3 separate regions of the Mus musculus genome follow, and all the other regions are linked to region 2. A link is a loop called in an ENCODE intact Hi-C map of the cell type or tissue named here. Cell type or tissue: heart. All regions are shown on one strand.

Region 1 (8,000 bases), 130 kb after region 2:
CCCCCCCGAGTTTGTCCTCAATTTTCTGTGGATAACAACATCTGTGGCGAAAACACTCCTCAAGCCAGGCAGGAAAGTGGGAAATGATAGACCCGGCTTGACCTTCACCTGACAGGACGCAAGGAAACTCTGGCCAGACCTAGACTAAACCGAAATCAGACAAGTCCCTCAAGTGCCAGGTGGGAAACTGAGACCCGGGAGAAAGTCCCTAGACCAGTGGGACTCGAGGCATCTCAGGGGACCCACAGCTGAGCCCCTCCCTATGCATGCAGTCCTGGGCAACCTCCCCGGCCCCGGCTTTGGCGGTGAGCTGTACCGACGTCTCCTGCGCGTGGAGAAAGGCCCCGGCCCCACGCCCGTGGGACTCCGCGCCGCCCCCTCCCCTTGGGTCCAGGCGAGCGCCTCGCTTCTCCCCACCCCCCCCATTCCCGCCTCCCCGGCCGGTGTCCCCGCCTTCCCCACGGGCGACGGGCGACGGGCGGCGGCGGGAGGAGCGGGTTGAACGGAGGCAGCCCCGACCTTGCGTGCTAGGATGTAACGAACCGAACCGGCGGAGACCCACACTGCGCGCAGAGCAGAGCCAGTGGCCACCTGAGCGGGAGTCTGCGGCGGGCGAGCCCGGAGCCGACTAGCCTCAGACACAGAGCTGCCTCCATACGGTAAGAGACGCCAGGCTGGGGCGAGGGGTCTCCACAGTCTTAAGCAGGGAAGAGGCCAAGATCATCGAGGCAGCAGGAGATACTGGTTCCTGCGGGCCGGGTGGATCGTGCCATCACCGGATTGCTAACTCACCTACGGGTGGGCCCACTCTGTGCCTCGGCCCCACACTCCCAGAGGGCTACGGTGTCCAGGGCACAGGCTCAGGCACAGCAAAGGCGCAGCCCTGGAAGCCCCTGGCAGTGCTTCCCGAGGGCCTGCGGGAGACAGTGGCCCGTGAGCGGACTGGCAGCTGCCGCATCCAGGAATGGGGCCCCACCGCAAATGGAAACGCTGGCCCCTGGGAATGGCTAAGGACTTGGGACATAGCTTCGCGTCACAAGGGTATTTTTCCCAAACGAAACTGCTTCATTCGTTAGTTAGTTCGTTAGGGTAGCAATGCCGCCAAAAAGTAGTAGGGACCGGTCAAAGTCCCGACTTCTTCGCTCTGGACCACGATGTCCAGCTGTCACCTTCAGAAATGTCCCAGCCTATGGTGGCCTGCTCCCTGCTGCATGGTTCGGGCTTTTACTTCCCCTAAGAGAAAACCCAAATACACCTCGTAAAGTCCAATAAAATTGCTCCCGAAGCCTCTCCTGGGTTTGGTTGTTGATACAGAATCTCTGAGCACACAACGGTTTCTCTAGAACCGGGTCTTCAATTTCTAAAATTGTCCAGTTTCCCACACTGAGGCTGAATAACGCTGAAGCAAAGCCTGGGTCGGTGGGGGGGGGGGGGTGTCGAGGTTCACCTCTGATCGCTGTAGGGAAAATCTCAAGCTAAAATTCTGGGTCCCAAGATTATTTTCTAATCTAGGAATTCAACAAAATCTAATATATATATCCCAAATTTATGAGAAATGAAGATTTAGATATTATCTTAGCATCTCTGCAACTGGAGAAATCCCTAGGTTATTGTCCACTTGTGAATGATGGAGGACTAAGGGACTGGCCAGGTCTAGGGTAAAGACATAAACTACCTGTAGCGGGGCACCCTGGGAGAAGACTCCCAGTTCCTGCCCATTCCCTTGTGGTTTTGGGCCTTGGTGCCTCCACCAGAGAGAAAAAGTAGGGTCTGAGGACGCTGTGGAAACACACAGGCAATTGATAACTTTCAGGTTTCCAGCACCCTTCTCCCAAGAAAGCAGCCCTGGGAGAGTGAAAAATAAAAGCGGGTCCTCCTCTGCTCCAGAGCAGAGTGACAAACGCTACCATTTTCTTAGCCGCCCTATATTCCCTTAGCTCAGCCACTCTTCTGGAATCAGAAAACATGGTGGCAGACTTGGGTGAAAAACAGCATGGAGAGTCACAGATCATATCAGCCATGGAGAGAGACAAGCCCTATACATCCATTGTAGCTGGTGGCTGATGTCCTATCCAGCAGTCAGTATTCCCATACAACCCCGTCCCTCAAAGAAACCTCAATAGGCTGCAACCTTCTGGGAAACTGATAAAATCCTCCAAGTTTGATCCAATTTCTACCTGGGCACTAGGTGTCTATAATTGCTTGAAAAAAATAAAAACCAAGAGCTTTTATTGGGGAGGGGGTATTAGATGGGGCAGAAAGAGGTAGGTGGTCCCCGATACACTCCAAAAACTGGGTTTTCTAGTTTGAACTACTCTACAGCCTAAGAGGCTTAGGGTTGGAATGTCCCGGGGAATCACGGATGGCCCTGGGGGCAAGCCATAGCACATTCCTTCCTTTTTCCTAAAATCCCTTCATTCTCCAAGAGTACAGATTTTAGGGCAGCATACCCAGATAGGGACCTAAGGGTGGCCCCCATGAGAGTCCTCCACTCGGCCTTCTCAAGAATTAAATTACTAAACCATTCTTTTGCCAGATTCTATTTGACTAAGCCCAGATCAGCACAGGTCCTTGGGCTGTCTCTCCTCTAACTCCCACAACAATGCAGGCATCTCCAGATCACCGTCTCCCGGTTTCTTGAAGGACAGAGAAATATTTCGGACTCTGCACAGGTGGGAAGGGTAGTGGAATAGAACTCGACCTGCTTCAGTGAACCCCCTTTCTTCCACCCCTCCTGCCCCATCTGGAGACCAACTCTCACACTGAACAGGAGAACTGAGATTCACTTGAAGGTCAAACCTCAAACCTCCTCCAAGTCACGCATCAAAATGAAGGGGGCTGTGCATGAGCCTCTGCCCCAGAAAGATTGTAGCTTTCCTCCCGGTGTGTATCTGCATGTGCATACCGGAAGCCCCTGCTTAGAGTAGGACAGTGAGTGAGGAGGGGAGGGGGCTGTGGAAGAACAGAGAATTTATGCTAGTCTCATTCTTCAATATGCCCAGAGTCGGGGCACAGCCTCTTGTTGGTCCTCCCACGTCCACCCCACCCCCCACCCCCTTGATCACTATATGTGCTACTGAAAAGCACACTCCTCTGGCAGTCCCCATTAGCCTCAGTGCTTCTTTGGGGCTCAGGATCTATGAGGATAGTGGAAGGAGTATCTGAAAGGGTCTGAAGACCACTCCACCCACACAGCAAACCTTGATATCTCCAAATAAAAGGACTGCTGTGTCTAACCCAGAGCAGTGCTTAAGGCTTAGGCCCAGAAGGGCACACAGCAATAGCTTAATAACTGCACTGATACACTGCCAATGTATTAACACAATGGTGATGTGAACGACAGATGCTTCTCCACACAGTCCATGTAGGACCTAACTTCACCATTTCCCTGTCCCTGTCTGAGACACACTCCCAGGCGTTCCCACCTCGATCTGACTTGATGGACCTCCTATTTCATGCTATCCAATTGGACATTAAACAGCACATGTGTGTGTCCACCCGTACACAGCCTCCTGGGTCCGGACGTACAGGTGTGCACTGCCATCCTTGTATGATCCAGGCTGCTCTCTGACTGAGGGAGGTAGTGTAGCCCCGTGGACCAACCGAAGCACCTAGTGGGCTTCACTTGCAAGGAGAAATCAAGATACCCCAGGGCCTTAGTCAGCTCCCCGGAAAGCATCCTCCCTCCATCTTTGCCCAAATTCTGTCTCCCTCAATAGACCTGGCCCTAAGGAGCTGGGCACCTTGAAGCAAGGCCAAGGGAGTATGAGACAGTTCTGGCCCCACCCTGCATGTCTGCCCTTGCCCCCACAATTCTCACAAGGCACCCATCCAGGGCCCAGCTACTTCCCTCTGGTGGTAGAGAAGGTAGGAGAAGGACCAAAGGCAGAGCCTTGCAGTCCCCACCACTAACATACCTGTAGAGCCAACCCAAGAAATGACTACAGGAGAAGATGATGTCCTGGGCTCTGGACACTGGAGAACAGAGAAGTGCTTCTTTCCTAAGCCCTAGTCTACCCCATCAGTGGCTGGTTCAGGGGAGAGGTCTGCAGGTGAGGCCCAGAGACAGCCTAGGGGTCCTCCGTGGCTACAGAGGCAGGTCAGGGCCACCTCAGTTGTGACCTGTTTACTCAAGAAGCTGAAGTCCCTGGGCCAGTTAACAATTGTTGGATAAAATCCTTGGACAAACTTCATTGGAGCGTGAGGAGCTAAGGAGGGGACCACTCTTGTGAGCCTAGAGGGTAAAGTCTTTGCTTGGGGAGGGGGGAGCTCTGGAGCTACAGTTTCCTAGCAGTGTATCGGGAGAAAACCCAAAGGCTTCCTAAGCTCCCAGCCCAGGGTTGTGAGACATCAGTCACCTGGCCTACCAGGCCTCTGCTGAAGCCCTGAGAATTCAGAAAGTAGGCCCCACACTGGAGCAAAGTTACCCTAAAGGAGGGCAGAGGCTGGCAAGGCCTACCTGGTGGCTGCCAAAGACCTGATCATTGTAGGTGCAAAACAAAGGGGGATGTGGAAAGGCCACGGGCCTGGTGGGGCTCTTGGGGTCTCCAGTCCCACTCGCCATGGCCTAGAGCCAACAGAAACGTTTCGTCTGATTAGAAGCCGTCATCTCTACCCCAATTCCGGAAAATTGACTGCGGTGCAGAGAGGAAGGCCATGAGAGCAGCCTTAGGGGAGAGGGTCCAAACTAATTAGAAGACAGCATCCGGGGCCCATTAGAGCTCGCAGGCTGCTGTCACTCAGCCGGCCCCGAGTTCCTGGGAGAAGCGACTGAGGTAGGAGGGGCCCGTCTGCCCCTCGAGGACGACACCACCGCTGGGAGCTGCAGCAACCGGGAACCGGCCCCCCGGCTCTGCCACTGACTGCCCTGGCGCTGGCTCGGAGGCGCCGGCTCAGAGCGATCCTGCTCAGCGAACCTTCACTCATTCTAAGTTGTTCTCTCCCGTGGCTGGGGACTTGAGGTGGCCCAGACAGGAGTTGACTCTCAGCGAAACAAGTCACTTGGGGCCCCCAAGGTGTGCACCAGCCGCCCGGGGCTAGCTGGCCAGATGCGTTTCTTTTGTGCGGCCAAGGGAGAAATTCGTGTGTCACCGGGGAAGGAGGGAGAGGCGCGGTGAGGCCGCGGGAGAGGGGGGGAGGTGAGGCGGCGGGAAGGTGGCTGCGACGGGGAGGGCGCGGGCGAGGCCAGGAGGGAGGGAGGGAGAGAGGGAGGGAGGGAGGACGGCGGGGAGGGCGCGGCGCGGGCGGCTCGAGGCTGGATTCCGCCCGCGCCCGCTCCCTCGCTCGCTTGCTCACTCGCTCGCGCCCTCCCTCCTTCTCTCCCAGCCCCCTCCCACCGAGGCCCACCCCACCCACCACCCCTGGCGCAGGGACTGCTGGAACCTGGCTGCGCGCACTGTCGTTTTCAGACAGACTCTGCGGGCTCCGACCCGAGCCTTAGAAACCGGCCTCGAATCGGGACTGGGGCCCGGGCCGGCCGGGCAGCTGAGGCCGGAGCAGCAGGAGCGCGTGGCGGAGCCCCGAGCCCCGAACCCGGTCCCGCAGCCTGGAGAGGTCGATGGAGCTCGAACGGCGTCGCTGTGGGCGCGGGCAGCCCTGGGGGGCAGCCGCTTAGGCGCCACTCTCTTGTCCCCAACAGGTCGCAGCCTGGGCGGCCGGGAGCTCCCAGCCCCGGCCCCTGGAGCGCCCGTTGCGGTCCCCACCTCCATGGACGCCTTCAAGGGAGGCATGAGCCTGGAGAGGCTACCGGAGGGGCTGCGGCCACCGCCACCACCACCGCACGACATGGGGCCCAGCTTCCACCTGGCCCGCGCCGCCGACCCCCGGGAGCCGCTGGAGAACTCCGCCAGCGAATCGTCCGACGCTGATCTGCCAGGTAAACGCGGCTCCCCCAACCCGCGGCGGGCATCCAGCCTCCGCGCACACCGGGCGGCTTGGCACGCAGCCGGGTCCCCTCTGCGTCTCTGCAGCGAGGAGCTTTCTTTTTCCTCCCTGGTCTTAACCTGACGATGAACACGGAAATTTACACGCGCGTTCGCACGCACACGCGAAGTCACTTCCAAACAGTCCCCCACACGCCAAGCCCTGAGTGGGACTGGCAGCCCCTCTGGAGCAGGAGCAGATAGCACGCGGGAGAAAAAAGTTGAGTTTTCCCTAACTGGTTGCTGAGGAGTCGCTGGGGCTCAGGGCGAGAAGCAGATGTGCAGGGAGTAGAAGGGGTGGCCAGACAAAGTGCCCAAAGAGACACCTTGACAGATGGAGGAAAGAATCCTAAAAGAAGAGGTGGGGTCACAGAGCAGGCTAGAAGAGAGGGGTCCGTAAAGCCGAGCTCGAGCTCTGGGGACAGCGAGAGCCAGCCAGCTAGGAGGCGCGGCCTGACTCCCGGCAGAGCCGGCAGAACCCTGCTGCAGCGGGGATCCTGGCCCACGTGGACACCTCAGCCCAGAGCCACCAGGGGTCCAGCCAGGGTGGGTTCTCGACTCCACAAATCCCCCAGTTGTCTTTTAAAAAACAAAACAAAACAAAACAACCCCGATCTCTTGAGCTGGGCCCGAGATTGGGTGGCTTCGGCCATGTCCGTTTCCAGGCCTGTCCTGTCTTGGAGCGGCTGTGCACGGGAGGGGGGTCCCAACCCCAAATAGTCACAGATCTCCAGGCTGCCTGGGACAGCCATCCCGGGCCCTGGGCATCTCTTCCACGTTTATTTAATCGGTATTTGTTTCTGTTTTGCATCTCTAAGTGACTTTTTTCCAACCTCTGTTTGCTTGGTTAGAAAACAAAGCTCTGAGTGTACTTTTGTTTTTAGAAGTTTTAAGCGTGGTGTTTGCTTAAAAAAAAAAAACCTGTAGAGATTGATTTTCAAATCAAATCTACAGGGATAAATTAACAATTTTAACTGTATGCTTCCTTTGACACAATTCACTAGGAGTATTTCTCTGAAATTTAAAAGAACCTACATGCCACAAGTTACTTGGAGAGATTTTTTAAAAGTCAATTCAAAATGGCGCATTTCTTTGAGATTCCCCCCCCCCCCATCAAAATCCATTCGTAGCAGTTTTATTTTGTGAATTTAAATCATCTCGCTGTAATGTATTTATCTAGGGTTTGGAAAGTATCTCTCCCAGTGTTTGTGTGAGGGAATCTAAAATTTACCTGCAGTGATGCATAGATTCTTTTTCCCAGAGAAATGGCCATCTGACTGGAGTTTATACACATTTGGCTGTGTGTTTAGTTTAGGGGTGTGTTCACAGGAACGGTTTTGACTTCTTGATCTACATTTGCTCCGGTTCTGCCTCCCTGGCTCTGAGGGTTTGTGCACCTTTCTGTTTCTAGGGAGAGAGCTCTGAGCTTTTCTAGGGCTCCGTTTTGGTTTGTAGTTCCTTTGCGTTATGTTTGAATGCTATTGACTACTGTGTGCATCTTGAGTAGCTTTAAAGAGACAGAGAGGCCCGGGTCACTTAGACAGAATATGTCTGTCTAGGCTGCAAATGGAGGGTTTTCTAGACCTCAGAATCCGAGGCCGGTAAGGCTGGGATCCAAGCTAAGTTGCGGCTCTGACACAGCCCTGGCAAGAACAACATTCCAGGCGACTACATGGCTCTTACCCCACAGATATGCTAGCTTCAGCTGGAAAGTTTTGATGCCCGTTCAGGAAAGCTGAGGTGTCCGCTCAGATTTAGACCTTCAAGAGTCTCAGCAGGGCCGCAGCCAGCGAGCTGCAGAAGCAGGCCCTGCCTAGCTGGGAACCCAGGCCCAGATGTGGCTCCCGGGCTCTTTGCTGTGGCACGCCAGATCTAGGGGTGCTTACTGAGAACCGGCACCCGGCCCTTCCTTTCCAGCGGGGAAACAGTTCCCAGGGCCCCTGGATGGAGGGAGGGAAGCCACCGCTGACGGCAGGCGCTTCGGTGGAGCCGGGACCGGGCGCGATAGTGTTAGCCCGAGGTGACTCGCGCCCATTCCTACCTGCTGCAGACAAGGAGCGCGGTGGGGAAGCCAAGGGG
Region 2 (8,000 bases):
ATGATGACTGGGCCATCTCCTTTAGTTCCAGCAGTACTTGTTCCTACGTGCCTGAATTTCACGTGAAGCAAACAACAAGGGCCTGAGGGGCAGAGGGCAAGACTTTGCGGCCCTGCTACGGGTCACACAGAAGAAACACACGGCTGCCCTTTATCTCTAAAATGGGGGTGATCCAGAGCATGTTCTCTCAGGGGATTAAGTGGCTAACAGTAATGACACTCAATGGCCGGAGCAAATGTGCTCTAAGTGATTGTTTGACGAGTTAGCCAATTGACTGTCCTGCAGTCCATTCTGTCTTCTCCTTCCTCTGCAGATAAACACCAGTGTGGACTCCCCAGCTGATAATTGCCGAGGATTCCAGCGTTTTACAAAAGGGGGGGGGGGAGAGAAAGAGATGTCTTATCAGCCTCAAATCCAAAGCGCCGCTGCAGCCTCATCACGTCTCGGCTCTGTTAGAGACAGCCAAATAGCCGAGAATGGCCCCACTTAAAAGCCTTTCCACACACCGCCTCCTTGGCCTCTGGAATCTGTTATCTCGGGAGGGAGAAAGTTAAAACAAATGAATTGGGGCAGCTGGAAAAAGATGGCTCAGGCCTTTTCTTCCTCCACACAGGCACAGGCGGGTTGGAAAGCCGAGTCTCCTATCAGGGCCACCAGAGGGAGGGAATGGAATAGCCACTTTGACCACAGTAAAGGTGGTGTTTCTATGACTGGCATGCTGTTTCAGTTTGCCATAACTCTAGACAAGGGTGCTGGGCTTCAGCTGTGTACAAAGAGGAAAATGGCCCACACTCAACCACCTGTTCTTCCTCCTGAGGAGTCCATGTGAGGTTTGGTCAGAGCACTCCCACAGAGCCAGCAGCTTGCTCGGTGGGGATCAGCTGGGGCACTGAGGAACTGCTCTGTTTGTCTTGAAGGTGATCACAGAGTGGGGACCCCATGGTTCTGTTCCTCTTTGAAGTCATTCATTCCCTTGCCCCGGCAGAGCACCACGGAGCTCTTGTGAGTCCCTTGGGCCTGGTAGGACTGCTTATCAGACAGGTGTCCTGAACTCTCCCGGGGCAGCCCAGTGGGCCGATTTTTAGAAAGTTGTGTTGCCACAAAGAGAATGTCAACCTGTTCGAATTCTTCTGGAGGGTGCATGAATGGAGACAGGGCAGCCAGTTGGCTGGAGGCCATTCTGAGCACAAAGGCGGGGACCAGCTGTGCCAGGTGTGTTTAAAGTTTGTCTTCCCTTTGCTGCCCCCCCATATTTCATGATGGACACTATTGTGGGAAGGCACATTCAGTCCGCTGTGTATTTCTGTCAGAAAGGCTAGAAAGAAAAAGGGGAGGTGCTGGGCGGGAGGCGGCTTTTGTGCTGAGGTAAATAGTCTATTGCTCAGACTCTTTCTTCTCTTCGTGTTCATGGGGCCAGGAGGGTAGACATTTACTGACTCTCCTACGTTCCTTCCTCTCCATAAAAGTCTGAGTCCTAGCTCAGTAGGATTTCCCACCCCACCCCACCCCTACCCCCGCCTCCCTTGGCTGCCCAACCTATAGCAACAACTCAGTGAGTCCTTTAGTTCTCTGAAAGCACAGAGCTATGTGTCAGGCTCTTGACCACAAGGCAGTCTCCATATACATTGCTCTAAAGCAGTAGGTACCCAGGAGAAGATACATCGAAGGGTTCCTTCTACCTTAAATTACAACAGAAGCTGGGAGGAAAGGGTAGGAATCCACTCAATTACAGCAAATCAGGGTTTCACGAGGCATTAGACTAAGAAAATTATTTTTCATGGCTAAATTAGCAACAGCTATTAGGTCAAATATCAGCACGGCTACGATTTTAGAGATGAAGCATTAAAACCATTTTGCCCTCAGATAATTTAGGAGGAATTCATTCACAAAGAAAGCAGTGGGCTCTCACATTCAGCTTCCTATCTGGGGCAAAGAACAGGTGTCTGGGGTGACCAGTTACTACCCATTAAAGACCTGAGGTTCAATATAGGCAAGGTACAAGTGTGGGCCAACCGTTCTTCATGGCTGCCCTGTACAACGCTCAGGGGTGGTGCAGGTGGCTGAGCTGAGAGTGGCATGGGCCTCTGTGCATAAAGCCCATGGAATAAATAAAAAAAAACATATCTCCAGAGGGACCCAGGACCACCTATGGGCCAACAGTGGCTTCAGACCTCCTCACACACAAACATACACACATCTAAAATAGGAATGCAGGCACCGCCGTGGCCTCATACAGGGCCTCTTCCCTCAGAAACGTGTGGTAGAGATTCTCAAAGTCAAGCTGGATCCATTGGTCCCATACTGGGCTCACAGGTAACGCAGGGAGATTTGTTGCTTTGTCCTGGGGGTGGGCAGTGTTTGTGTGTGTGTCCCAAGCATGCCTGCCACCCTGTCTTATACTCCTAATCGACAAATGACCACACTAAGAGCCACATTTTGTTAAAGACTGCCTGCAGAAATATCCCGTGGGTGTACCCAAGCTCGTATGCAGCTGTTAGCTAGGAAGACAGCCCTTCAGAACACCGCGGCTCTTCTGTGATATTTGGAGGTGATCGTTGACGTTCAAACGGGAGAAGGCATGGCTCTCTCTTTGCACCAGAAGTTCCAATACACTTCTTTGTTGTTGTTTTTTGTTTGTTTGTTTTTTGTTTCAAGAAAGGGTTTCTCTATGTAGCCCTGGCTGTCCTGGAACTCACTCTGTAGACCAGGCTAGCCTCGAACTCAGAAATCCACCTGCCTCTGCCTCCCAAGTGCTGGGATTAAAGGCGTGAGCCACTTCTTTTGGATCTCTAGCGGAAGTGCCCGATACAACCCTTCCATCCAAACCCTGAGAGGCTCTATACGAAGAAAAGAAAGGGAAAGGTCTGGGCAGAACCTCTGCTCAACGGCAAGAAATCCCAAACCATGCAGGCAATGTTAGAGGCACCCCACCAAGAGGGCTTAGCCATCAGAGGAGAAGCCTTGTCTATCCCAGAAGCGCTCTTACACATCAGATCTGTGCCCAACAAGGATGGCGAGAGGAAGCCAAGAGAGGAATCAGGATGTCCAGCTCAACTGTCAGTAATCTTTTCTACAGAGGCAGGGATCTGGATATCGCATTTCTGAGAGTGCTCCATAGGGCTGTTGCCGTGATCTGGTCAGATGAACGGACGAGGAAACCCAGAATGTGCCTGAGGGGTCATCAGGAGACAGGTATTGGTCCCCAGGCCCTGTGACCTTGGGCCAAATAGGAAACCAACCCAGTCTTAAAGGATCTTTGGATACGCAGCTCCTCCCATCGCGTCAGCACCAGCAGCGGCCAACAGGTGGCAGGAGAGCTTCGGGAAGCACTCACCTGAGGGCCATGCTGGTCCCCTCACTACAGCCGGAAGAAACCAAGGTCTGGCTTTCTCGGGTCTGGCTTTCTCGCAGAGCTTGAGAAGGACTGGAAGCCACCGGGGGCTGGAACAGCCTGGGAGAGATGCAGAGAGCCACTTTGGAGTCAGGGCCTTCGCTCTAGTCCCACCAGGCACCAGCAGCGCACAGCCTCCTCGGCTGGGTACCACGGATGGAGAGCAGGATAACACCCGCCTCATCCCAGCTGCGCCCACCCAGCCAACCCCCTAGTGCTCCGGTCCAACAGAGCGAGCATCTGGCTTGCCCTCCCTGGGTCGAGGGTTTTAAATTATTTATAAAGATCCAGAGTCAGAATGGAGGTGGCTGGAGGTGAGAGAAGCTGAAAATATGGGGTCCGGACCGTCATCAGGCACCCCCCTTCTTGACTGCCTGCTACAATTACTGACATACAATTACGGTTTTTGTTTTTTAATCTGAATGGCAACTGTGGACTTTTCCCCGCGTTTTAAAAATAACTAACATTTCCTACCACCAAATTCCAGAGCTGACAGAGGGAACCCCTCGGCATGGCCGCAGGGCTTTATGATGTATCGCCCCACGCGTTAGACAGCAAAAGGAACCCATCAGCTTTAATTTGTTCTGCTCTGGTCAGAATTGAGGTCTCTAGAAGCCCGTCCATATACTTTCCAATTTTAAGTTTGAGAACGCTAAACTAATGATGTGAAACTAATGTGGTGTAACTCCAAGTGCCCTCTCTGCCAGTAGGAAATAATTTCTGCAGAGCTTCTAAAAACCAAACCAAACCAAACAAATAAATCAAATGGTTTTACAATGTGGAAAAGCCGGGAGAGCCGACTAAGTTGAAGTCCTGTTTAGGGGGAGGCCGGAGGGCTTGAGCAGCATGGAGCCAGCGACTCAGTCCCTCGCAGGAGGCTGCTGGGCTCTGGGTGTCTGCAGCTGGGAGCAGTCCTTGCTCAAACTCTGGCCCAGCACGCCTCGAGAAAGCAATCTGGGTCACAAATTCAACATGACAGTTTTAACAAATACGATTTCAGCTTTTATATTTGGATTTAGGAAGGGGATGATGGCCTTACCCGGAATCACTATTAAATAGTAAGCTTATAACATGTTTGCTGACGGCGATATAGACCCTGCTTCTAATTAACTTTAAAGCATGCTGCCGATCCTGCTTATGCCGACAAGGAAAACAAAGCTGGCTGCTGAGCAGACTCAGGCGAGAGGCAAACGTACAGAACTTGTACGAAATGGACAGGGTTTTGTTTTTTGTTTTTTGTTGTTTTTTTTTCCTACCTGAACCTGCCAGAAGAGCCTTTAAAAATTCAAGCTACTTTTTAAAGATTTACAAGATTTTTTTTCTCCCTCTACCAATTAGCATATCAATTTTTTTTTAGTATTTTAAAATAGGCTGAAAGTGGCAGCTTCAGCTTTAAGACTACAAACTTTTTTTAATGAATTTGCTTTATTATGAAATCGCAGCGTTTGTTAATGAAAGGGAATTGGTTGCATCTGTCTATTTACAGGTTGATTTTTTAAAAAATATCTACTAGTCATTTAGCCAATGTAGAAAGCAAATAAATATTTCTCCCATGTCAGTTTTTTTAATTTCCTCAGAAACAGCATCTCTTTATTATCTGTGACAGACTGAAATGAAAATCATTGTTTAAACATCGCAGGTTTTTATATTTGCTAGAATGTTTGGAGTACAAAGCTGGCACGGTTTTGTTGTACACACATATAGTCTGACTTGACTATCTCATACTTAGGGCTTGCTAACATAGATCACTCTGAAAAAGACAAACAGGCTACCATAAAAGAGAAGAAATAAATAATGCCTAAGAATGCCTTTGGTTCCAGCGAGTGGCAAGTTACTATTATCCTAGTATTTGAAAACATTCATTTTGGAATTAACCAAGACTCTAATAATATAACTGCCCGACCCCATATGTCCAATGTGGGGTTAGGGAAAGAGTTCACACAACACTGAGTTTGGTTTTAGTCAAGAAATTAAGGTTATCTGAGTAAGTCAGCCCTGGTAACTGGGGTCAGATCTCGTTCTACTTACTGGCCCAGCAGAAGGCAGGCTTCCCAGGGAACTTTTCGAGTGTATGTGCCTCTGCATTTCTCAGAGAGCAGAGGTACAAAGGAGAAGCCTTCTAGGCTGTTGTTTAAAAATGATTACAGCTAATACCTGACCACGGCTGATTTTCCTGTCCTTCCCCACTTTAACATCGGAAGCATGTGATCCGCCCTCCAGATGCCCATTATTAATTGCACGCCCTTTGATGTCCAAACGTGGATGGAATCTACAAAGGCATTAACGTAAGAAAATATGCCTCCTAAAAAAAATTCCCAAGCCACTGCCTGTGATCTGTGTGAGCCTCTGTTCATTTGCTCTCCTCCAGCGGCACTGAGAACATGCTCAGATGCCAAACAGTTTGCCAGCGGATCTAGTAAAATGTAAGGAGGAAGAGGAAGGAGGAGGAGGAGGAGGAGGAGGAGGAGGAGGAGGAGAAGAAGAAGAAGAAGAAGAAGAAGAAGAAGAAGAAGAAGAAGAAGAAGAAGAAGAAGAAGAAGAATTATTATTTTAAGACTTGTCTAAATCTCTGCAGGCTATGATGGCACATTTGCTCATTTAAGAAGAATCTATGTAATTAAAAATAGCAAATATTTAAACTTTTATAACTTTGGAAATATACATCTGCAGAACTATAAAAAAAAATAGACACAAAGTAGCTACTAAAGGTTAAGCCGTTCCAATGGACAAGTGAAAAGAGCCCTTTACAAATATCCACACTTCGCTGATGTTTTTTTCTCCCTAGAGACAACTTCAATTTTTAAAAGTTTATTATGAGGGAAAATTGCTAGCTACACGCAAATTTCTTTTCTTCAGGCAGAAGACAAATAGACATGTTGCTATATAACCTGGCTTCTTGTGTGCAATTTCAAAACAAATAGAGTTTTGTTTTTACAAACCATTTATTTGGGGGGATTGATTTGAAGAAAAATTTTCCTCTGCAAAGAAAAATGTATAAAAAGCTACATGTTCAAGATGACTTGACCCACTGCCTATCATAACATCTTTACACACCTCAAGGATTTAGCATAGTGAAAGAAAGCAAGCACAGAGGGCGTGAGGGTGAGCCCAGCACCGCTTGCATGGATGGCTGCTTTCCTATGCGAAGCTCAGGGATACAACCATCCAAGAATTATTTGTTTATCATGAGTAAAAAAAAAAAACCTTTTGAGCCACTCACACTGAATTCTTGCACATTTGTGGGCTAGATCTTTTTAACCTCCAGAATGAAACATGTTAGCAAAGTTTGTATTTTTCAAATATTAGATTTTCTGTCCTTGTCTGGGATTCTTTCAAAGCACAGGCATGAATGAGCAGACTTTCTCAACACAGAGGTGCTGTGAGTCAGCCAAAATTAAGAACTTATAAGGAAAAAAATTTTCTTCCAAAAAATAAAGCTGAAAAAAGTATATATATATATATATATATATATATATATATATATATATATATATATACACATACACACACATACACAAACACACACACACACAGAGTCTTCAACTTTGTTAAATCAGGGCGTCAACACATCTCACCGGGGAGAACTGGCCGGGCAGCTCACTATCTACAAAGCTGACTAGTTAAAAGGTAAAAGCAAATGCTGTTTAAATCATTCTGATCTAAAGAAGAATTGGAAAATTAAACATTTACAGGCAGGACTCTTGGAATCTCTGCTCCTGTACTCTTTGTGGGGTACACAGTCAACAATGCAATTGTTCAAAGATTCCCTCCGCCAGTAACATCATGGCTTCTACGTGTGCAAGCACCACAGATAGAATGATGCATTAGCCCCATATATAAACTCTTGGGTTCCCAGTAAATCTAAACATGTACGAAATTAAAACCGGAGCGAGGAGAAAGCCCCGTGTTACTCCTTTCAAAATACTAATTTAATAACTCTCCAAGAAATAGAGTGTTTTAGGAAAGGCAGCCCAGATGTCAGCATATAAAATCAGGCTATAAAGTGCCCTTCAAATATATTTCAATCATTTTTAAATATTTACATTTAATAAGGACAAGTTTTTATGGCAAGAGAGAGGTAATTACACTTATCATTCATGGAAAAATGTAGTTTTAATGGCTTGTATATTGATTTGCAGAGGTGAAATAGTACCCTAAAATATGTCATTGTCTTCCCCGCCTCCCCCCCTTCTGTTTGGCAATTTGGTGCTTTCGCAAAATCAAAATATGTAATGTTAGCCGTGTGGCTGGTAAGCAGACACTGCTGATGGGGCATACACACAGTGAGCCCTTCTTCTCCAGGCCTCCTGTTCCAACAAACTGAAACTCCAAGAATCGGTGCTTCGGGGAATAATTGTAAGAATCTTATCAGACGTTTATAGCCTTTCCTAATGAGGCTCTTGATTTCTCAGACATCAATCCCAAGGACTGGTGTCACCGTGATCGGGATCTGGAACCTACCGAAACTCCCCCCTCCTGCTCGCTCTATACAAAAGCCTATCTTATCAGAAGGAGCCTAGTGCAGGCAGACCACAGCTTCTGAAAAGTCACCAGGGGTCAGACTTCAGACCAGAAGTCAGGCAGAATCAGGTTTGGCCACTGTGAGCCA
Region 3 (8,000 bases), 110 kb after region 2:
AATATTTTTATATTTATTACACGTTTAACGGGAGCTCCTAGAACCAACAGGGTGTAAATAATGAAAACTGGGGTAGTAAAGCGCCCAATAAACCTCGCACCAGCCCTTTGATGCTCCCTGTGAGCCCCGGCTTCTCCTTCCTCCCCAGACCCCATCCTTTGGCCCTGGAGGAAGCCCAGAGGCCAGGGACCCTCTGGAAGCCCAACAGTGGCTCCTGAAAATGAAAGCCACCCAACTGCTACCATCTGTGCCATCAACAATGAACATACTGCCCAAAAAAAAAAAAAAAAAAAGACCTACTGTGTGTTCAGCCAACACCGGAGCTCATGTGAGCAGAGCCAGAAGACTGTCACAAGAGCTTCCATGTCCCCCAGCCCTACAAATTCAGATGGTGTTCACGTCCCTAGGAGCTAGCACCAGCCCACAACTACACAGACATGTATTGCATAGTCGCATTACTAAGGATTCCACTGGGGAACCGCAGTTGTAGGAGGAAGCGTTCTCCATAAATGAGGAACTTGCTATAGAGCCCTGCTCAGTGTGCCTACATCTTGTACCCACAAGACTCTGGAGGCCCCATCTACACTTCATGGCTCAGGTTTCCTTTACATCATCCACAAAACCCCAAGGAAAACAGAACCTTAGACCTTATTCCAGGAAGAAACCTGGATTCAGAAAGAGAGGAGACCCCTTCAGAGGGCAGGCCTGTGCTTAGGAGAAAAGTCTCGCCCAAGCTGCTCCCTCAGCAGGAATCACCTCTTCGTGTGTAGATAGCAATGGTCTATGTCTGCCTGCCAGAGCCCCATGTGACCAGAATGTAATTCCTAACACGCCAGCTCTCTCTATTCCAGATCACACATAGGAGCGGAGATCAAACTTTCTCCTGAGTCCAGCCATCTGCTCCTTGTCTCTCATACCTGCCTATAAGGAAGAATCATTCCCCAGACCAACCGCAGACCACAGAGCATCCCCCACATAGACCTGCTCTTCACAGCTCCAGGTCCTTTCCCAGAACACCCTGAATTCACCTAACTTAGGCTCAAAGCATCAGGCACCTGGAGGTGGTCTCCATAGCACGTGCCTAGTGGACCCTGCTGTTGAGTGGACCCCTGCCTGTCACACATACAAGGAAGCTGACTTTCTGAACCTACAGGCATGGCTTCACACCTGTCCACAGTAAAGGCCCTCACCAGCCATGACCACCGTGGCAGCATCCCCATAGCCCTCACCCCAGCATCTATGCAGTCAGGGCTACACAGCTACCTTGACAAGTTCGCAAGACCACACAAGGTGCCTGTCCTTCCTCTCAGGCCCCTCAAGCAATGGGGGGAGCCACACACCATACAAGTAATAGCAGAGAGCAGAAATCCCATCCACCCAGCCAGGGAGGGCTGCAGTCAGCAAATGCAAGGATGAAGGGCCTGAACCCCGAGGCTCCTCAGAGGCAACTGACTGGAGTGGCTTCCCCTCTGGGGCTAGGACAGCTAGCAGCTCCTGCTTACAGCTGCTACAGCACCGGGAGATTCTTGTCTCTCATCCCCTGATAATTATAGTCCCTGCTGCTCAGCTAACACCCGTGTCATTGCAGGGTGTTGGAACAAGCAGAGTCTAAGCGAAGAAAATTCAACAATAGCATTTGACAAGTGGCCCATCCCCTGTGGCACCGCACTGAGCCAGGCCAAAGGGGACAGCGGCTAGGCTTCCTGGCTCACCCGGGATATGCGGTGATCTGAAAGCAGTCAGGAAGCCCGTGGTAAATAATGACAGTCCTTGAAGGATTCAGGAGTGGGAAGAGGAAGAGAACAAGGCCTTGGAAAGGTAGATACCAGAAACATGTCTCCTCTTGGTGAGGCTGGCCCGTGGCTTCTGCACAGCAAGAGACATCTCTTCCCAAGAATCACTTCTCCTGACAGCAAAGCACAGGCCCAGATTCAAGCACATCAAAGCTCTGTTAAGGGAGCCAGGGGTTCTCCAGCTGAGAAATGGAGTTCAACTTCTTTAGGAAAAGGGGTTCCTGCTCCCTGAGCCTCACACCACACACCGGGAAGGCAGCTACTCCCCTTAGAAAGAAGCTACTCCCCTTAGAAAGAAGCTACTCCCCTTAGAAAGAAGCTACTCCCCTTGGAAAGAAGCTATTCCCCTTGGAAAGAAGCTACTCCCCTTAGAAAGAAGCTACTCCCCTTGGAAAGAAGCTACTCCCCTTAGAAAGAAGCTACTCCCCTTAGAAAGAAGCTACTCCCCTTGGAAATAAGCTACTCCCCTTGGAAATAAGCTACTCCCCTTGGAAAGAAGGGCTCCACTCCTCCAGCTTCTCACACACATGGACAGGGCTCCAGTTCCTCTCCAACCTCTGAAGAAAGAAATAATGGAGGAACTATGCCAGGGATCTTCCCAAGCCCCATCTCTGCCTGACTCAGTTTCCCCACTGAGTACTACCTCCTTGGGAACTGCCACCCAAAGCAAAAGGTCAATGCCAAGCCCTTAATTGCAGGTGCCAAGGGGGGACTACCTCCTTGCCACAGAGTTCCCAGGGGGCATCAGCAGCAAGCACTAAACCTCCAATCCTTACTCCACCATCACTCCTCAGTCCCGTGACAATGAGCACACTGTAGTGGGTGCTTGCAGCACTGTGTAGCCAGTAGCAGGCCAGGGTTCTCTGGGACCAGTATGAATGCCTGTTCCTTACTGGCTGGCTCCTCACGATCTTTCTCCACAAGACCACATGTGGACATCCCCCTGAGGACCAACAGTTACCGCTGTACCCACTCAACAGTGGCTGTGTCCTCTCGCTTTATAAGGGTGGGAAGATGTAGGAACTGAGGGGCTCAGCAACTAGTCTGAAGTCACAACATACACCCAGGCCTGACCATCGCCCAAGTCTCAGGACATCTAAGGACAACCAGGGCTTGTGAAGGAGGGCAAGTTAGAGACCCTCTGGCAACAATATCTGCTCTGAGCTCAGGCCCTGCACCTTGCTGGCTCTCCTACTCCGAGCTGCAGATGTTGGGGAGGAGTCTCCAGCTTCCCCCAAATCCATCTGAAGAGAGATGCTGAGCAGACGTCAGCTTCCCAGTACCCGCTCTGAGATGAAACACATGTTTTCTGTGTCGCTTCCCCTCCCCCATATCCCCCCCGGGCTCTCCAAACATGCTGGAGATATTATTATTATTTATTATTTGCTGAGTGCTGACAGCAAACTGAACATCAGACCCAGGAGCCTAGGCCCTGCCAACACAGCTTGCAGTCAGCCAGCACGACATAGCTCCCTGGTGACTCGGATACAAATCCAGCTGCTGGAGCTGGCTGCTGGGGACTCTGCCTTTCAAGACCTTTCTTCCTACTCCCAGTCTCACCAGCCCATGACTCTTGGCCTCCTCCTGACCTGAGAGGTTGTCCTCAGCCCAGGATGCTTCGGTGTAGGAAGAGTGGAAGGCCTCTCTCAGGAGCGGGTTGGGCAGCTCTAGGGAATGCTCTCCGCTCGGGCTTGCAGGTGACTGGGCAGGTCCCGCTGTGTTACTGACTGCTCTTTTCCAGGGAAACCAACTTTCTCTCGCCTTGTTCCTCAGGAGAACACTAACACCCGGAGGAAGCTCCCAGATATGGAACACCCTCTAGGTCTATCCTGGGAAGTGACATGAGGCATGAAGATGCTGGGCAGCCAATCCCCCATCATCACATAAACACTATTACTATGCAAGATTATTTTTAAAAGTTGTAAAAGTTCACCCTCAAAAAAAAAAAATAACAAAATGTTAAAGACTAGAACAATGTTACCAATTTGTTGTTACATCTCAGGCTGCATAGGGTTGAACATGGCACCTCACAGGAGGCGACTTGAGCCAGGTCCCCCTGTCCCAGTCCTCTGTGCTGGAAGAGCCCCTATGCCACACCCCACCCCATATCAATAGCATAGGTCAACACCACCAGTCCCCTGCATGAAGACTTCCAGAAGACATCTCTGGCTGCCCTCTCAAGAAATAAGCACACCAAGGCCCTGTGGTATATAGAAGGAGCCAGCACCTCTGGGGACCTAGGCTGCCATGCTAGGGACACCAGTTTGTTGGTGAGGTGGTCGGAGCCACCTCTGTGCCCAGATATGTGCTCCGAGAAGCCGGGCGAGGTTAGTCTTCTCCCCTGTTAGAGCCCCAGGGATGAACATAGCAGCTTACACTTTTGAATGAATCGTTAGATGAGAGGACCAAGACTGAAAGGATAGCACTGCCTTCCATCTGCCTGCACACATACACGTACACAAGAGCAGCCCGAGCCCCTCCCAGGCCCGCAGCAGGCTGCCTACGGGACATTCCCCATTTGAGAGTGGTGCTCCCGACATCGGTGGGGACACTAGATCAGAAAGGTGAAGCCAAGAGGACTCCATTCACCCCCACTCTCCTTCAGACCCACAGTTCTGCCAATGCCCCAGCATGGCTGCGGAGACTCATGGAGTCTAAGCCGTAGCTTACTCTATTTACTGGTGTGTGAATCTCCACACAGACCACAAGTGAAGCCAAGGAGAACCTCTAAAGGTATTTGTACAAGTTAGCGGATCACGGGGGTTTATATCAAAAAGATCAAGTGACGGGCACAGCTAGGAAAGGTGTTGGCTGCGAGCCTGAGGACCCGAATCCTAGTCTCCCATGGTGGAAGGAGAGGGCTCATCACACAAGTCAACCTCAGACCTCCACCCATGCACTGTACGCACATACACGTATATACCCATACACACTAAGCATATCATTTTTAAGTCAATCGTATTGGTGTATACCTTTAATCCCAGCACTCAAGAGGCAGAGGCAGGTGGATCTCTGTGAGTTCAAGGCCAGCCTGGTCCACATAGTAATTTCCAGAACAGCCAGAGGTACAAAATGAGACTGTCTTGCAGGGGGAAAAAAGTATAGTTTTTAAAGAAAGCAAGTCTATACCCTAAGAACAGGCATCATGGCAGAAGATCCCTGTGAGCCGACAGCTGCAGAGCCCCTGGGGCCCCTCGGACTGCAGAAGATAGCTGTGTGCAAGGGTGAGAAGAAAGAGGCTCACGTGGCCTGGTCCAAGTTCCAAGGTGTCTGTCTGCCTGAACATCTCATTGCTCTATACAACAGTATGGCCCTACTTCCTACTGTGTCCTAGCCGCTATCAGCCCAGCTAGTGGCGCACATAGTAGGTGGTGCACACAGTAGGCACTCCTGCCCCTTCAGCCATCAACTGCAGCTGCTATTCCCAAGGAAGTTTGCCCTGCATCAGGGTGCTTCCGACAGCTGACAACTGGTTCTCTCTAGCCTCCATCTACAGGCGCGCGACTCCATCTTCAGGTGCCAATGAACGGCACCAAGGCCCAGGAGTTGCCACGGGGAGACACTCCAAGTCTGTGTAGCACACAGTGATTCACAGCCCAAGACATCCTTCCCCAGGCTACTGTGGATTTATCAGCACCACCATCTTCAATTAGGAGGCTTGTCACTCATCTCCAGCCATCAGAAGGAAGTGAGTGAAGAGATTAATGTCTTTTTAAAAACTGCTTTCATCCTTCGAAAGGGTCCCTCCCAGATGCCTTTTGCATTTCTAAGAAGAATGGCAGACACAGAGGCAGACGCAGAAGAGACTGGCTGCCTTGTGTTCCCCCTATTCTCCAAGCCCCTCAGCCAGCCTCTGTCCCCATTTCTCACCATGCCAGGCTGGGAATCCTTCCAACTGAGGCCATGGCAGGTTCAGGACCAGGGCTTTTCTAGAGAAAGGGCAACAGCCAAGCTTAGCAGCTCCACGGAGCCTCTCCAAGGCATTTGCCACGGCCAGTGCATCCCTCAAGAGTGTAACCAAGTCCTAACTCTTCAGGATATAACTCACTAAAAGGAGGGCCTATCGGGGGGGGGGGGGGGCTTCACTCACGACAGCTGGTGTCCTCATGAGAAAAGGGACATTTGGACACAGACGTAGATAACGTCAGGTAAAAATGAAGATAAACGGGCATGGTGGGTCTATAAGCCAAGGGATGCCAGGAGGTGCCAGGTATGCCTGGAATCCAGGGGGGAAATATGTCGGGTCCCTCAAGCCCAAAGGAAGGAGGTGACAGCTCATACTCTGGTTTTGAACTTCGCTTCCAGAACTATGAGTGGCCAGATCTCTGCTGCTTTAAGAACCCATTCACAGTAGTTTCCTGCAGAGGTTCAAGGCCAAGGAACACAGTGCCATGGCCAACCCAACCCTTCCTCTAGGGCAGCGGTTCTCAACCTTCTTGATGCTGCGACCCTGTAATTCAGTTCCTCATGTTGTGGTGAATGCCCCCCCAACCATAAAATTATTTCTATTGCTACTTTATAACTGATTTTGCTACTGCTATGAATCCTAATGTAAATATCTTTGGAGATAGAGGTTTACCACAGGGGTCGAGACCCACAGGATGAGAACCACAGGTCTAGGCTTCTCGTCTCTGACCCACACAGGAGAGTGGATGCTAAAGAAAAGCCCAGAAGATCCCTTCCAGGTACCTGCTTTTCCATCACCAGCCAGTTCCTCCTGCTAACACATTCAACATATATTTATCACTGAGCCCCGCTGTGACCTCCATTATAATATCCAGACCTGTTCTTCCTAGACTCAATGTTGTCTCTGTCACAAGTCAAAAGACTGGCTTCCTGATCTACCTCATATCAGACAATTAAGCCCTGGCAGAAGAAGGTAGGAAAGTGTATGAGGCTTCAGAAATGGTGCCACACCACCTCAGGGCTCAGGATGTCTGTAAGCAGAGGGAGGCGCCCCCTGGGGCCTGGGCCAGGCTTTTTCTGTTGAAAAAAGAAACTTTTTCTCTCAGTGCTCATGAGAGCTACATCGGCTGGGCAAACCATACTCCACTGGCACATAGTCCTCTGTATCTGCAGAACCCAGCAAGGAGCCAGCAAGGGGTGGGGCTCCACACATATATGGTTGCATTGTACCTGAGGAGAGGCAAGAAGGTGCTTCCTTCAGGAAAGCACTGTCCTCTGCCAACAGCCAGAGTACCCAGGGTTCCTTAGGAGCTGCCCTGACCTTCACCCCCTTCCCATGCACTCACTGACCCCACCACCTCCAGCAGATGCTATACACATTAAGAAGGAATCTAGAGAGTAACCTGAATAGCTTGCCTGCTCTCTGGCTACATGGGACTTAGCCGTTCCTGTGCCTCGGTTTCTCGACCTGTAAAGGAGAGGGGAGCTGTACCTGCTTTTGGAATATTGGGGTGTGGTCCAGCGGGTTAGTACATGGGAAACACTTGCACTGTGCCTGGTACGTGCTTGGTAAGTGTAAGCCCACATGGTTTGTCATCGTTTCCCTGTGTCCTTACAACTCTAGGGTCCTCCCATTTGCTTTGCCAGCATGAACAAATGGCTCTCTTCTGCATGGGGACACCCAACATCCATTTACAGAGAGAAATGCCTTGTGCCAGGAATGCAGAGCAAAGTTACCAAGGCCTAGTAGGAGAAGCAGACGCAGTACGCAGAGAGCACGAGACATGAGACATCGTCATTGGTAGAGAAAGACCTGGGAGAGCTCGCTGCTGAAGGCGTGTCAAACAAGACATTTAGGTTTTGAGGGATGAATAGGAGTTTACCAGGAGACTCTTTCCCAGTCTGTAGCTGATATTCCGTAAATAACTAGAGAGTAAGACAAAAGAGCAACATCCAAGCCTAAGGAAACAGAACACATAGTTTGGGGGGGGGGGGGTATAAGCAGAAAAGGAGAAAGGTAAACTAAAGCCAAACTCAGAAAGGTTCTGGATGCCGCACTCAGACAGGTTTTGAGGGGCAGGGGTTGGGGTGTGATAAATAAGATTTAGGGTTACAGGAGGCCTGTCTTGCTTCACCACCTAAAATCCATGCTTGCCATTTAGTCTTGAATTCTCTTCCCAGCAGAAATGATGCCCTCAAGTTCACAGCCCTGGAGACCCCACGTTTGTACCTATTCTGGTTAAGGCCATGGTGCCCACAGCTGCGTACTATCAGCAGAGGCCCTCAGCCAAGACCTTTGGG

What was found. A loop is a pair of places that touch in the nucleus more often than their neighbours do. Peaks named below come from ENCODE experiments on the same cell type or tissue, not always from the same donor. Only the 100,000 strongest peaks of a DNase experiment are listed, where the experiment ranks them.
Region 1: it touches region 2 in a loop (6-fold over the local background); 15 of 42 quality-filtered maps call a loop at or near these places.
Region 3: it touches region 2 in a loop (2.8-fold over the local background); 6 of 42 quality-filtered maps call a loop at or near these places.

Annotation. Positions count from the first base shown.
Region 1 is chr13:55,828,647-55,836,646 of GRCm38, reverse strand. Pitx1 (paired-like homeodomain transcription factor 1) reads left to right here and starts at 5,222. Exons shown (of 3, transcript NM_011097.2): 1 at 5,222-5,875; 2 at 7,972-8,000. The coding sequence starts at 5,707. In heart, no CTCF peak of the experiment used is centred here; no DNase peak of the experiment used is centred here; H3K4me3 peaks cover 3,374 bases; H3K27ac peaks cover 1,321 bases; H3K27me3 peaks cover 7,491 bases.
Region 2 is chr13:55,958,758-55,966,757 of GRCm38, reverse strand. No RefSeq gene overlaps it. Among named protein-coding and RNA genes, the nearest start is that of Gm31542, 53 kb to the right of the region's middle. In heart, a CTCF peak has its summit at 3,293 (motif pointing right); no DNase peak of the experiment used is centred here; H3K4me3 peaks cover 1,508 bases; H3K27ac peaks cover 820 bases; H3K27me3 peaks cover 4,341 bases.
Region 3 is chr13:55,851,150-55,859,149 of GRCm38, reverse strand. No RefSeq gene overlaps it. Among named protein-coding and RNA genes, the nearest start is that of Pitx1, 24 kb to the right of the region's middle. In heart, no CTCF peak of the experiment used is centred here; a DNase peak (open chromatin) is centred at 3,249; H3K27ac peaks cover 857 bases; H3K27me3 peaks cover 3,887 bases.